2 separate regions of the Homo sapiens genome follow, and region 1 is linked to region 2. The links are chromatin contacts, found by Hi-C in ENCODE. All regions are on one chromosome and are shown on one strand. The core of a region is the stretch at or near the end of the contact, and the rest is flanking DNA. Distances in the headings are between cores, read along the strand shown.

Region 1 (5,886 bases), core at 1,182-3,681, 1.1 Mb before region 2:
AAAGGGCATGGGGAAGGGGCATGGAGCTGCCATGCTCTCCAGGACACCACCCTCCAGGAGCCTTCCCATGCTCAAAAACTCTGTCCTCTTGAGTTTTTATGGAGGCTTCATTAGGTGGGCGTAATTTTTAAAATTATATCATTTTAAATTTTTAAATGTTTAATTTTTGTAGGTTCATAGTAAGTGTATACAGTTGTGGGGTGCATGAGATGTGTTGACACAGGCATGCAATGTGACGTAATCACATCATGGGAAGGGCGTATCCACCCCTTCAAGCATTTAGCCTTTGTGTTACAAACAATCCAGTTACACTCCTTCAGTTATTTAAAAATATACAATCAAGTTATTCTTGACTATAGTCACCCTGTTGTGGGATCAAATAGTAGGTCTTATTCATTCTTTCTCTATATGTATATGGTTTTTGTATACATGGGCATGATTGATTAAACCACAGGCCATTGGTGATCAGTTTGACCTTCAGCCTCTCTCCCCTCACTGCTGGAGGTTGGGGACTGGGCTGAAAGTCCCAGTCCTGTAGCGCTGACTTGGTTTTTCCTGAGACCAGTCCCCATCCTGAAGCTGCCTAGGGGCTGCTGGCCACCAGTGAGTCATTGGCAAACTAAACACTTTGGAGATTCCAAGGATTTTAAGGCAGAAGACCAAATAAATATTTTACACGATCACAGTGGGAGGGGGTTGGAGGGAGATGGAGGTGGAGAGCTGGGGGGCCTCGCAGTTAGGATTTTAAGTACAGTGGGAAACCACTGGAGATTTTTCCATCAGGGAGGGCTGCGTTTGCTGTTTCTGCTGTGGGAGAGGCTGCGGGGGCAGGCGTGGATGCTGGAGGTCTGGCTGGAGGCAGTGGCCCTCCTCCTGGTGACAGATGGTGGTGGTGGTGGTGGTGGTGGCCTGGGCCAGGGCGGAGCAGTGGATGAAGAAGGGACAGATGCGGGGTGTATTTTTAGGGGCTGGAGCTCATAGAACATGGTGCTAAACTGGATGTGGGAAGGGAGGGGTGAGGACGCGTCCAGTGAGACTCTCAAGTGTCTGAGCCTGACGGCCAGGGGGAGGGAGGGGCTGCTTTTTGTTTGTTAGTTTTCATTTGTTTTTGTTTGCTTGTTTGTTGTTTGTTTTCTTTTTTGAGACAGAGTCTCGCTCTGTCGCCCAGGCTGGAGTGCAGTGGTGCAATCTCTACTTACTGCAACTTCCACCTCCTGGGTTCAAGCGATTCTCCTGTCTCAGCCTCACAAGTAGCTGGGATCACAGGCGCCCGCCATCATGCATGGCTGATTTTTGTATTTTTAGTAGAGACGGGATTTCACCATGTTGGCCAGGCTGGTCTCGAACTCCTGACCTTGTGATCTGCCTGCCTCGGCCTCTCAAAGTGTTGGGATTACAGGCATGAGCCACCGCGCCAGGCCATTTTCATTTGTTTTTGAGACAGGGTCTCTGTCACCCAGGCTTGAGTGCAGTCGTGCGATCATAGCTCACTGCAGCCTCGACCTCCTGGGCTCAAGTAATCCTCCTGCCTCAGCCTCCCGAGTAGCTGGGTCTACAGGCACATGCCAGGACACCTGGCTAATTTTTAAATTATTATTATTATTATTATTATTATTATTATTATTATTTTAGAAAGAGAGTCACACTATGTTGCCCAGGGTGGTCTCGAACTCCTGGCCTCAAGCGATCGGCCCACCTCTGCCTCCCAAAGTGCTGAGATTACAAGTGTGAGCCAGAGGGAGGTGCCACTAACTGAGGAGGGAGGCAGGAAGGTGGGGCTGGGAGCAAGTAGGGCCCCGATCCCCCAGTGCAGACCCGGGCTTAGCTCAGCATGGATTGAATGGCTGTGAACTCCCTGTGGGGGCTGCAGAGGGAGGAGTCAGGACACTGAGGTTGTTGTGTCACCCACACCGGATTCATCCCCTATCCCGGTCCACCCACCCCCAGGGCATCTGGAATGTGAGAGGCCAGAGAGAGAAAGCACCACCAGGAATCCCAACGTAGCAACAGCACAAATAACAGCAGCCCCTTTTGATGCTCAGGGGAGCACATGTTTCATGGAGCTATCCAGTGACCTGTACAGCAGGGAGACTTGAGGGGACCATTTCACAGATGGGAAGACGGAGGCTGAGGGGTGAGGCTATATTTGCAAGGTGGATCTTTTTTGTGTGTGTGAGCAATTGGTCGCGCTGTCTCCCTCTTTAGACTTTACGCTGCTGAAGGCAGGCACCGAGTTCTGTGGGGTTCGTGGTCCATGGGCATGCATGCAAATCAGTCTTTGCTGAGTTAATGAATAAATGATCTGGGGTGTAGCGAGGCTGGGGATGTGGTTGCGGGAGGGGAGTTCTGCAGACCTGCCCAGGGCCTGCCAGAGGCTGCACGTGCGGATTGTGGCCGCCAGGGGGCGCTGTGGGTCCAGCCTTCAGGGCGGCCCCAGATTCAGGGAGGCCCCAGCAGCCCGGGTCTCTCTGGCGGTCCCAGGGGCTGGGAAACGTCTGTTGTTTGAGGCTCTGGACATAGCAAAGATAAAAAATGAAAAACTGATGAACTAAGGCTGCAAGAACTATGTTCTCTTGTATGTTTACATGTAAAAATTTAACAGCTTCCATACATGAAATAGTCATGCAATATATTTTTGTGAAGTTACAAGGCTTGCAAAATTCTTAATGAACCATGTCCAGAGAGGGCAGGATTTAGAAAGGGGAAATTATCACAGTTCTTTTAATCTTGGTGGTGTGGGGCTCTAGGACAGTACATTCAAGATCTTCTCCAAAATCTGATTTGTGGTGTTTTTGTGAACTCAGAGTCCAGGCCAAATGGCTGGCTGTGGTCTCCCAGGGATGGGCAATCCTGATCCAAACCTCAGATGCCCAGAAGATATAAAATCTCAACACTGGGCCAGGCGCGGTGGCTCACACCCCTAATCCCGGCACTTTGGGAGGCCGGGGTGGGCAGATCACCTGAGGCCAGGGGTTCAAGACCAGCCTGGCCAACATGGTGAAACCTTGTCTCTACTAAAAATACAAAAATTAGCTGGGCATGGTGGTGAGCACCTGTAATCCCAGATACTGGGTAGGCTGAGGCAGGAGAATCACTGGAACCCGGGAGGTGGAGGTTGCAGTGAGCTGAGATTGTGCCACTGCACTCCAGCCTGTGCGACAGAGTGAGACTCTGTCTCAAAAAAAAGAAAAGAAAAGAAAAAAAAAGAAAATCTCAATGCCGGCCACTCCCAGCCCAGTCAGGCAAGCTCAGCTCTGGCATCCTGGCTTGCTCTCCTGGAACAGACTGTTGCTAGCATTCATTGAATCTTTCTGAGTGCCGTGCACTATTTTAAACCCTTGGCATATGCTCACTTAGTTTTCATCATAACCCAGGCGAGTGCTGTTATCATCATCATCTTCATTTTACAGATGAGGAAACTGAGGCACAGAGAGGCGAGGTCATTGTCCAAGGTCTTATGGCTGGAAAGGATCGGAGTCTGGATATGAATATTGGCCACTGGTTGGGGGGCATACATGCTTATCAGCTACTCTGCATACCTCCTCATTGACTGGGAACCAGAGCTTGCTGTGGGTGCTGGCTGAGGCATCCCACTTTATCTTATCCCTTATCCCAAGTGAAACTCAACTTGGGAACCCAGCTTCAAGAAACATAATTTCCAGGCAAAGGCAATGAATGCACACAGGTCCTGGCTCTAGAGCTTCTGAGGAGCCTGGGAGAGGAAAGGAGGTTGCAAGGCTCATTTCCCCCAAATCCAGTCCCAGCTCCATCTAGAAAGAGGCCCCCCGCATACCAAGCATGTGTCCAATCACTCCAGAAAAGCCCCTGGCAGGGGAGCATCCAGGCTCATTCCAGAGAGGTCAAGAATGGGAGGGGAAGAAGAGGAGTAAGAATAAACATGTCTAAAAATAGTGCTTGGATCTCCGAAACCCACAACAAAACAGGAAAGAGAGGGCAGGAGAACTGGGAGGGAGAAGCCTGGAGGTTTGGCTGAGGGAAGAATAAGGTGCACTGCCCTGGTGGGGGCTGTTTCTCTGACTTTCCTCTCTGAAGTCTTGGGAGCTAGGCTGGATGGAGGGTCTGAGCATAAAGGCCAAATATCTCTGGAGTCATGAGTGTTTCCAGATTTCACAACACGTTTGCCATGAAGCCTTAGCCCTAGCAAACTTCATAGCATTTAGAAGTCCTCGACTGAGGCAGAGGGAGGCTTTTAAGAGGGAGCTTTTTTTTTTCTTCCCCCTTTCAGGAACAGATGTTTGAGCAACATTGGCCATGATGCACATGTTTCTGCAAACCAGATCTCACTTACCTCCTCAGCTTCCATTGCAAAATGGGACTTCCACTCCCCTGGGAAAACATCTCTGCAGATGGACTGGAACAACTTGGCATGGAAGGTATTAAGCCTGAGGCTTGTGGTTGGGCCTGCAGTGGTTTCTCAGAACTGTGCAACACCCTTCTGGTCTCTGGGATTTTCCCTCTGCTTCTATGACCAGCCTCATCTGTTCTTTTCTGGGCCACAGGAATTTCTTCCATTTCAGGGAACAGGGACTCTGAGATTAAACACTGGCATCTCTGGTCATGCACTGTGGTGTGCTTGGCCCTGTGGTCTCTCTGTCTGTGGCAGTAACAGCTGTTTGAGGGAAGGACATAGTTTCCTTCATGATGTCAGCCTTGGAGATTAGGCAGATGGCAGGGTTTGGAAGCTAGAGCTGTGTGCTGAAGAAGATTGGATTCACTGTGTCCCTCAGGCAAGTCACTTTGACCCCTCTGTGCCTGTGTCCACTTCTGTCCAACAGGAATTCTAATTCCTGCCCCATCAATTTCAGATTCTCATGAGGATCATTAAGAAAAACATTTTATGCACTTTCAGTTGAAAATAGTTTGGGAAGATTTTCAAATGTGTCATAAAGCACTCTTGGAACAAACCCTAACATCCACGACCCAGTTTAGCTAAGTATTTACAAGGTCTAGTGGAGCTGAGCTGTAATACCACACATCACCAGCAGGTGCCACTGTCAAACACATCATGAGCGTTCTTGCACATGGGAGTAGTGTGGTTATCGTACATTGTGTAAAACTAGTTTTTTTAAATGGAGGGATGCATGTGGATCAGTGGAGGCAAGTTCAAATGCTTACAGAACTGGGCAGGCAGTGTAAATAGGCCCAACAGGCCAGGTGCTTGTTCATTGAGTGGTAGGGTAGTTTGTGCGACTGGCTATAGGGTAAAGGCATGCCCTACCCACAAGCATGGCTAGAGATCAAGGGGGTGGGTGTGGGAACAGCTGATGCCTTACCTCCCCAAAGTGGCACCTGTTCATCACTTTTAAAGGTACACTGTTGGCACCATTATTATTATTATTATTTTGAGAAAGAGTCTCATTCTGTCACCCAGGCTGGAGTGCAGTGTCATGATCTCAGCTCACTGCAACCTCTGCCTCCCAGGTTCAAGCTATTCTTCTTGTGTCTCAGCCTCCCGAGTAGCTAGGATTACTGGTGTGCACCACCACACCTGGCTAATTTTTTGTATTTTTAGTAGAGATGGGATTTCACCATGTTGGCCAGGCTGGTCTCGAACTCCTGGCCTCAATTAATCCACCCACCTTGGCCTCCCAAAGTGTTGGGATTACAGATGTGAGACACCGTGCCCGGCCAACACCATTATTGTTAAGACCATGATGAAAACATGTTAAAGTGTGAAAGTGAGGCGTTAGACCTGTGGTTAAAGACAGTGGCATTCTGTGTGTTGGATTCTGGGGTAATGACACCCCCTCCCTCTGCACTCCGGCCCAGGCTGCCTTCCTGTGATTGCAGAACTGATTACTGCCTCAAGGGAATGCAGACCAATGTTGCCAGATCGTCTATTTTTTTTTAAGAAGAGAATGTGGT
Region 2 (5,289 bases), core at 2,222-4,721:
GACATACAAACCTGTGAGTATACACTGTTATGAAAGGCCCAGGATGCTCATTTATTTATTTATGTATTTTTAAACAAATTTTTGAGACAAGGTCTCAAGGTTGGAGTACAGTGCCACGAATATAGCTCACTGCAGCCTTGACCTCCTGGGCTCAAGTGATCTTCCTGTCTCAGTCTCCCACACAGCTGGGACAACAGGCGTGCACTACCACATCCAGCTAATTATTATTTTTTTTTTTTGAGACGGAGTTTTGCTCTTGTTGCCCAGGGTGGAGTGTAATGGCGCGATCTCGGCTCACCGCAACCTCCGCCTCCCGGGATCAAGCGATTCTCCTGCCTCAGCCTCCTGAGTAGCCGGGATTACAGGCATGCACCACCACGCCCAGCTAATTTTGTATTTTCAGTAGAGACAGAGTTTCTCCACGTTGGTTAGGCTGGTCTCGAACTCCCGACCTCAGGTGATCTGCCCGCCTTGGCCTCCCAAAGTGCTGGGATTACAGGCATGAGCCACCACACCCAGCCACTTGGCTAATTTTTAAATTTTTGTAGAGACAGGGTCTCACTTTGTTGCCTAGGCTGGTCTCGAACTCCTGGGCTCAAGTGATCCTCCCACCTCAGCCTCCTAAAGTGTTGGGATTACAGGCATGTGCCGCCGTGCCCGGCTCTAGGATGCTCATTTAATAGCAAAGAGCAGTAATGCCTTTCCTCCCTCCGTACTTTGCTTCCTGCAGTCCTGTCTTCTACATTAGGAGAATCTCTACCCCATCTTTGATTTCTGTGTATTCAAATCCCAATTACTCCTCAAAGCCCCAAACCAGCGCAAACTCTTTCTTCTTCATGACTCCCCTATCTCAGAGCAGAAGGAATGCCAGCCTCCTCTGCACTAAGCACCGGAATCTGCAATCCCAAAATCCCATTCCACCCTGACAACCACCCAGCAAAGGACATTTTCCTGCCATTTTTCATCAATTATAAGATGACCCCCACCCCTTGTTTTTTACATTGAATAGTTGTTGACATCTGGATGGTATCTTTATCATTAAGATTAGCAGCATTTTTTCTTTCTTAATGGTATATTAAATAAGGGCACATCTCATAATCAATATTATCTTAGATTAGCTGAAATATGATATATGGTATTCGTATTCTGCAAATGAAAGTAACTTGTCCTAAGTCACATATGGCCTGCTAACAAGTGGCAAGGCCAAAGCCCTGTTCTAAAGACAGATCTGCTTGACTATAAAGACTGTGGCTCTTCACTGCCCCACTGCCCACCTCTGACAACCCACAGCTCTCTCTTCTAATGACACTTAGCACTTACTATTTTATTTTACAGTTAGTTGTGCTTCTGATCTCTCGTCCCAGTCCTGCCCACTTAAGACTGTGGACTTCTTAAAAAATGATGGAATTTGCTAATCCTAGGATAAAATAATGTGTGTAAATCAGAACTGGTGTAGTGGCTCACGCCTGTAATCCCAACACTTTGGGAGGTCGAGGCAGGAAGATTGCTTCAGCCCAGGAGTTTGAGACCAGCCTGGGCAAAACAGTGAGACCTTATCTCTACCTTTTTTTTTTTTTTTTTTTTGCGACGGAGACTTGCTCTGTCGCCCAAGCTGGAGTGCAGTGGCACGATCTTGGCTCACTGCAACCTCTGCCTCCTGGGTTCAAGCAATTTTCCTGCCTCAGCCTCCTGAGTAGCTGGGATTATAGGTGTGCGCCACCTTGTCCGGTTAATTTTTTTGTATTTTGAGCAGAGACGGGGTTTCACCATGTTGGCCAGGCTGGTCTCGAACTCCCGACCTCAAGTGATCCACCCACCTTGGCCTTCCAAAATGCTGGGATTACAGGCGTGAGCCACTGTGCCCAGCCACTTTTTTTCTTTTTTAATAGAAAAACAAAACAAAAAAATGTGTAAATCACACAACAAAGCACCTAGGACAGAAGCACTTAATACAACTGTGTCTGCCAGACAGAAAAAGCGTTGCCTGTAAAGAAAGGTGTGCATCTATACACATGCAATGACCCTGTGAATTTCCTTCTTTAGTTCGCTACCTCATTTGTAGACAGGAGCAATGCCAGGCCTGCCTCCCTCACAGGGTTGTGGTATGGTTTCACATCAATTAAGAGAGGATGGACAATTATTACAGTTCCTGAAAGGACTCCCCTATCTCTATTCTTGCTCCCCACAGTCCATTTTCCACACAACAGCCACAGTGATCTTTTAAAATTGCAAACCAGATCATAACACTTTCTGGCTTAAAACTCTACAATGTCTTTGTATTGCACCTAAAAATAAAGGCCAACTTCTCTATCACGGCCAATAAGGCCCTGCATGACCTGAAACTGGCTGGTTCTCTGATCTCATCCCTCTAGCCTCCTTTTAAATCTTCAAGACATCTGACTCTGTATGTGGTAGTTTAATGTATGAATGAGTCTCCCCACCATCCTCTACCCGCAAGCTCTCCATTTCTCCCTTCTCAGTGTAACTTGGTGGCTCAATCTGCCACAGGGCCCATGCACTTAAAGTGCACTTCCCCCAGAACTTCACATAATCATTCAAGTCGGTTTCAATATCCTGCACTTTTCCTAGGCCCCTATCTAAAACAGCTCCTCCTCAATCCTAGTCACAATGTACTATTGTAACTAGGACCGTACTGTTACATCATCTTCATAGCTCTTTTCATCCTTTGAAAAATAATTTATTTTTTAATTTTTTATTGACGAGGTCATGCCCTGTCGGCCATGCTGGGTGCAGTACTGCCATAATAGCTCACTGAAGCCTCGAATTCCTGGGCTCAAGTGATTCTCCCGCCTCAGCCTCCCGCGTAGCTGGGACCACAGACACGCGCTACCACGCCCGGCTAATATTTCATTTTTTTTGTAGAGATGGGGTCTGGCTGTGTTGCCCAGGCAGGTCTCGAACTCCCGGCTTCAAGCGATTCTCCCTCCTCGGCCTCCCAAAGTGCTGGGATTACAGGCCTAATCCACCGGGGTGCGACCCGGCCGAAATTATTTTTATTTATTGTCATCTGTTTCACCCAGTAGACTGTAACCTCCACTAAGGCCCCTGTCTGTCACGATCTCTGCTAAAATCCAGAAAATAATGCCTGTACACAGGAGGCGATCCAAAACTATTTACTGAATGAATGACTGAATGCCTTGGCTACTCCTCTAAAGACCAAACGGATTCTATCCAGCCCAAAAGACACATTCCATCTGGCCAGTCGTAGCCGGACCGAGACAGCCGAGCCCCGGAGTCGAAGTCCCGCCCTGCAGGGTCCTCACCGTCTGAAACCATGGCTGTCCCAGCACCTCAGCGCAGAGCAAGTGGTGGTCAGGGGAGCGTCTCAAATCCTGCGCAGCCCAACGTCCGGCGCCGCCAAGTGACGCACGAGGTGCTGTGACTCGTGCCAGCCCCCTAATCTGCGGAAGTGGAGTGCGGGGAGTGCGCCGGAAGAGGGGTACGGAAGTGCGCCGGAAGTGGGGTGCGGAGGTGTGCAGCGCGCTGTCAGACTGGCTCGCAGGCGGCGCGGCCGGCGGACCCGTTCGAGACAGCGCGGGCGGCTCGGGTCCCCTGGGGCTCCGCAGCAGGAGGACGCCATGGACGACAAGGGTAAATCAAGACAGGCCAGGGCTGCTAGGCTACAGCAGCGCCGTTCAGGGGTCCCCCCAACCTCTCACATCCAGGCTGAGCTCCCGAAGAGATTTCTTTTGAATTTCAGGCTGCTCCGCTGGTTGTGTTTCCAGAGTCACAACTAAATCCCTCGCGCTGCTCTTGTTTTCAGGGATGCGCCCTGGCAGTATCTGCAGGCATCCCTCCCACACATACGCTCCTTCCCAGTGCCAGTCTCCTTCCTGCCTTGTTGGATCTGTCATTAAAATTAGAATGAATAAGGCATATTTGATGTGCTCATCTAGTATGGTTATTAAGTGAAAAACAAGGGCAAACTAATACACTTTTCATGTAAAGAAATAAAGGGGAGTGGGTGGAACTCCATGTATAATATTTGTAACATATATGTGTATGTGAATAGACATGTATTAGCATAGACTGTCTGGAGGGGTGCAGGAGAAATTGGCAAGATGGTTGACTCTGGGATCCTCTCAGATTTTAGGACCAAAGAGGCTGAAGAGAGAATGACTTTTCATCATCATTTACTCGGGCTTAATTTTTAGGCCTTGCACACCAGTAGCTTTTTTTTTTTTTTTTTTGAGACGGAGTCTCGCTCTGTCACCCAGGCTGGAGTGCAGTGGCGCAGTCTCGGCTCACTGCAAGCTCCGCCTCCCGGGTTCACGCCATTCTCCTGCCTCAGCCTCCCAAGTAGCTGGGACTACAGGCGCCCGCCACTACGCCCGGCTAATTTTTTGTATTTTTAGTAGAGACGGGGTTTCACCGTTTTAGCCGGGATGGTCTCGATCTCCTGACCTCGTGATCCGCCCGCCTCGGACTCCCAAAGTGCTGGGATTACAGGCGTGAGCCACCGCGCCCGGCCACCAGTAGCTTTTTCAAAATAAAAAAGAGCTCTTGCAAACAGCAAAGTGGTATTTTCTCTATTCCCATCAACATTTATTGCATCCCTGAAACCAAATACCCTAAAAAGAAAGTATTTTTTAAATTGTTTGCTTCTTAAAGTCAACAGTCATTAACAAGCTCTCTTGCCTTATAGGCTGCTAAATGAATTAGGTGAATCACTTTTTTCCCTTTTTCCAGAGTTAATTGAATACTTTAAGTCTCAGATGAAAGAAGATCCTGACATGGCCTCAGCAGTGGCTGCCATCCGGACGTTGCTGGAGTTCTTGAAGAGAGATAAAGGTATATAGAGAGTCATCTGTTAACACTCTGGGACTTAGGATAGTCTTTTTTTTCTTTTCTTTTTTTTTTTTTTTAAAGAGACGGAGCCTCACTCTGTCACCCAGGCTGGAGTGCAGTGGCGAGATCTTGGCTCACTGCAACCTCCGCCTCCTGGGTTCAAGCAATTCTCCTGCCTTGGCCTCCTGAGTAGCTGGGATTATAGGTGTGCACCACCTTGTCCGGCTAATTTTTTTGTATTTTAGAGACAGGGTTTCACCATGTTACCCAGGCTGGTCTCGAACTCCTGAGCTTAGGCAATCTGCCCGCTTTGGCCTCCCAAAGTGCTAGGATTACAGGTGTGAGCCACTGTGCCCGGCCGTTTGTTTTTTTTGAGACAGAGTTTTGCTCTTGTCTCCCAGGCTGGAGTGCAATGGCACAATCTCGGCTCACTGCAACCTCTGCCTCTCAAGTTCAAGCGATTCTCCTGCCTCAGCCTTC

What was found. A loop is a pair of places that touch in the nucleus more often than their neighbours do. Pooled maps may share reads with other maps.
Region 1: a pooled map shows a loop between it and region 2 (4-fold over the local background). The contact joins the enhancer-like site here to the promoter of EIF2B1 in region 2. A Hi-C loop is called at or near these places in 2 of 37 single-sample maps with no recorded cell type and 6 of 50 pooled maps.

The regions. Positions count from the first base shown.
Region 1 is chr12:124,763,681-124,769,566 of GRCh38, reverse strand. No RefSeq gene overlaps it. Among named protein-coding and RNA genes, the nearest start is that of SCARB1, 97 kb to the left of the region's middle. Within about 2 kb of position 2,431, at least 14 of the 41 ENCODE cell types and tissues checked have a DNase peak (open chromatin) inside an H3K27ac peak, as active enhancers do.
Region 2 is chr12:123,631,868-123,637,156 of GRCh38, reverse strand. EIF2B1 (eukaryotic translation initiation factor 2B subunit alpha) reads left to right here and starts at 3,471. Exons shown (of 9, transcript NM_001414.4): 1 at 3,471-3,612; 2 at 4,711-4,812. The coding sequence starts at 3,600. GTF2H3 (general transcription factor IIH subunit 3) reads right to left here and starts at 3,328. Exons shown (of 13, transcript NM_001516.5): 1 at 3,285-3,328. The coding sequence starts at 3,297. RefSeq lists an enhancer at 3,255-3,444.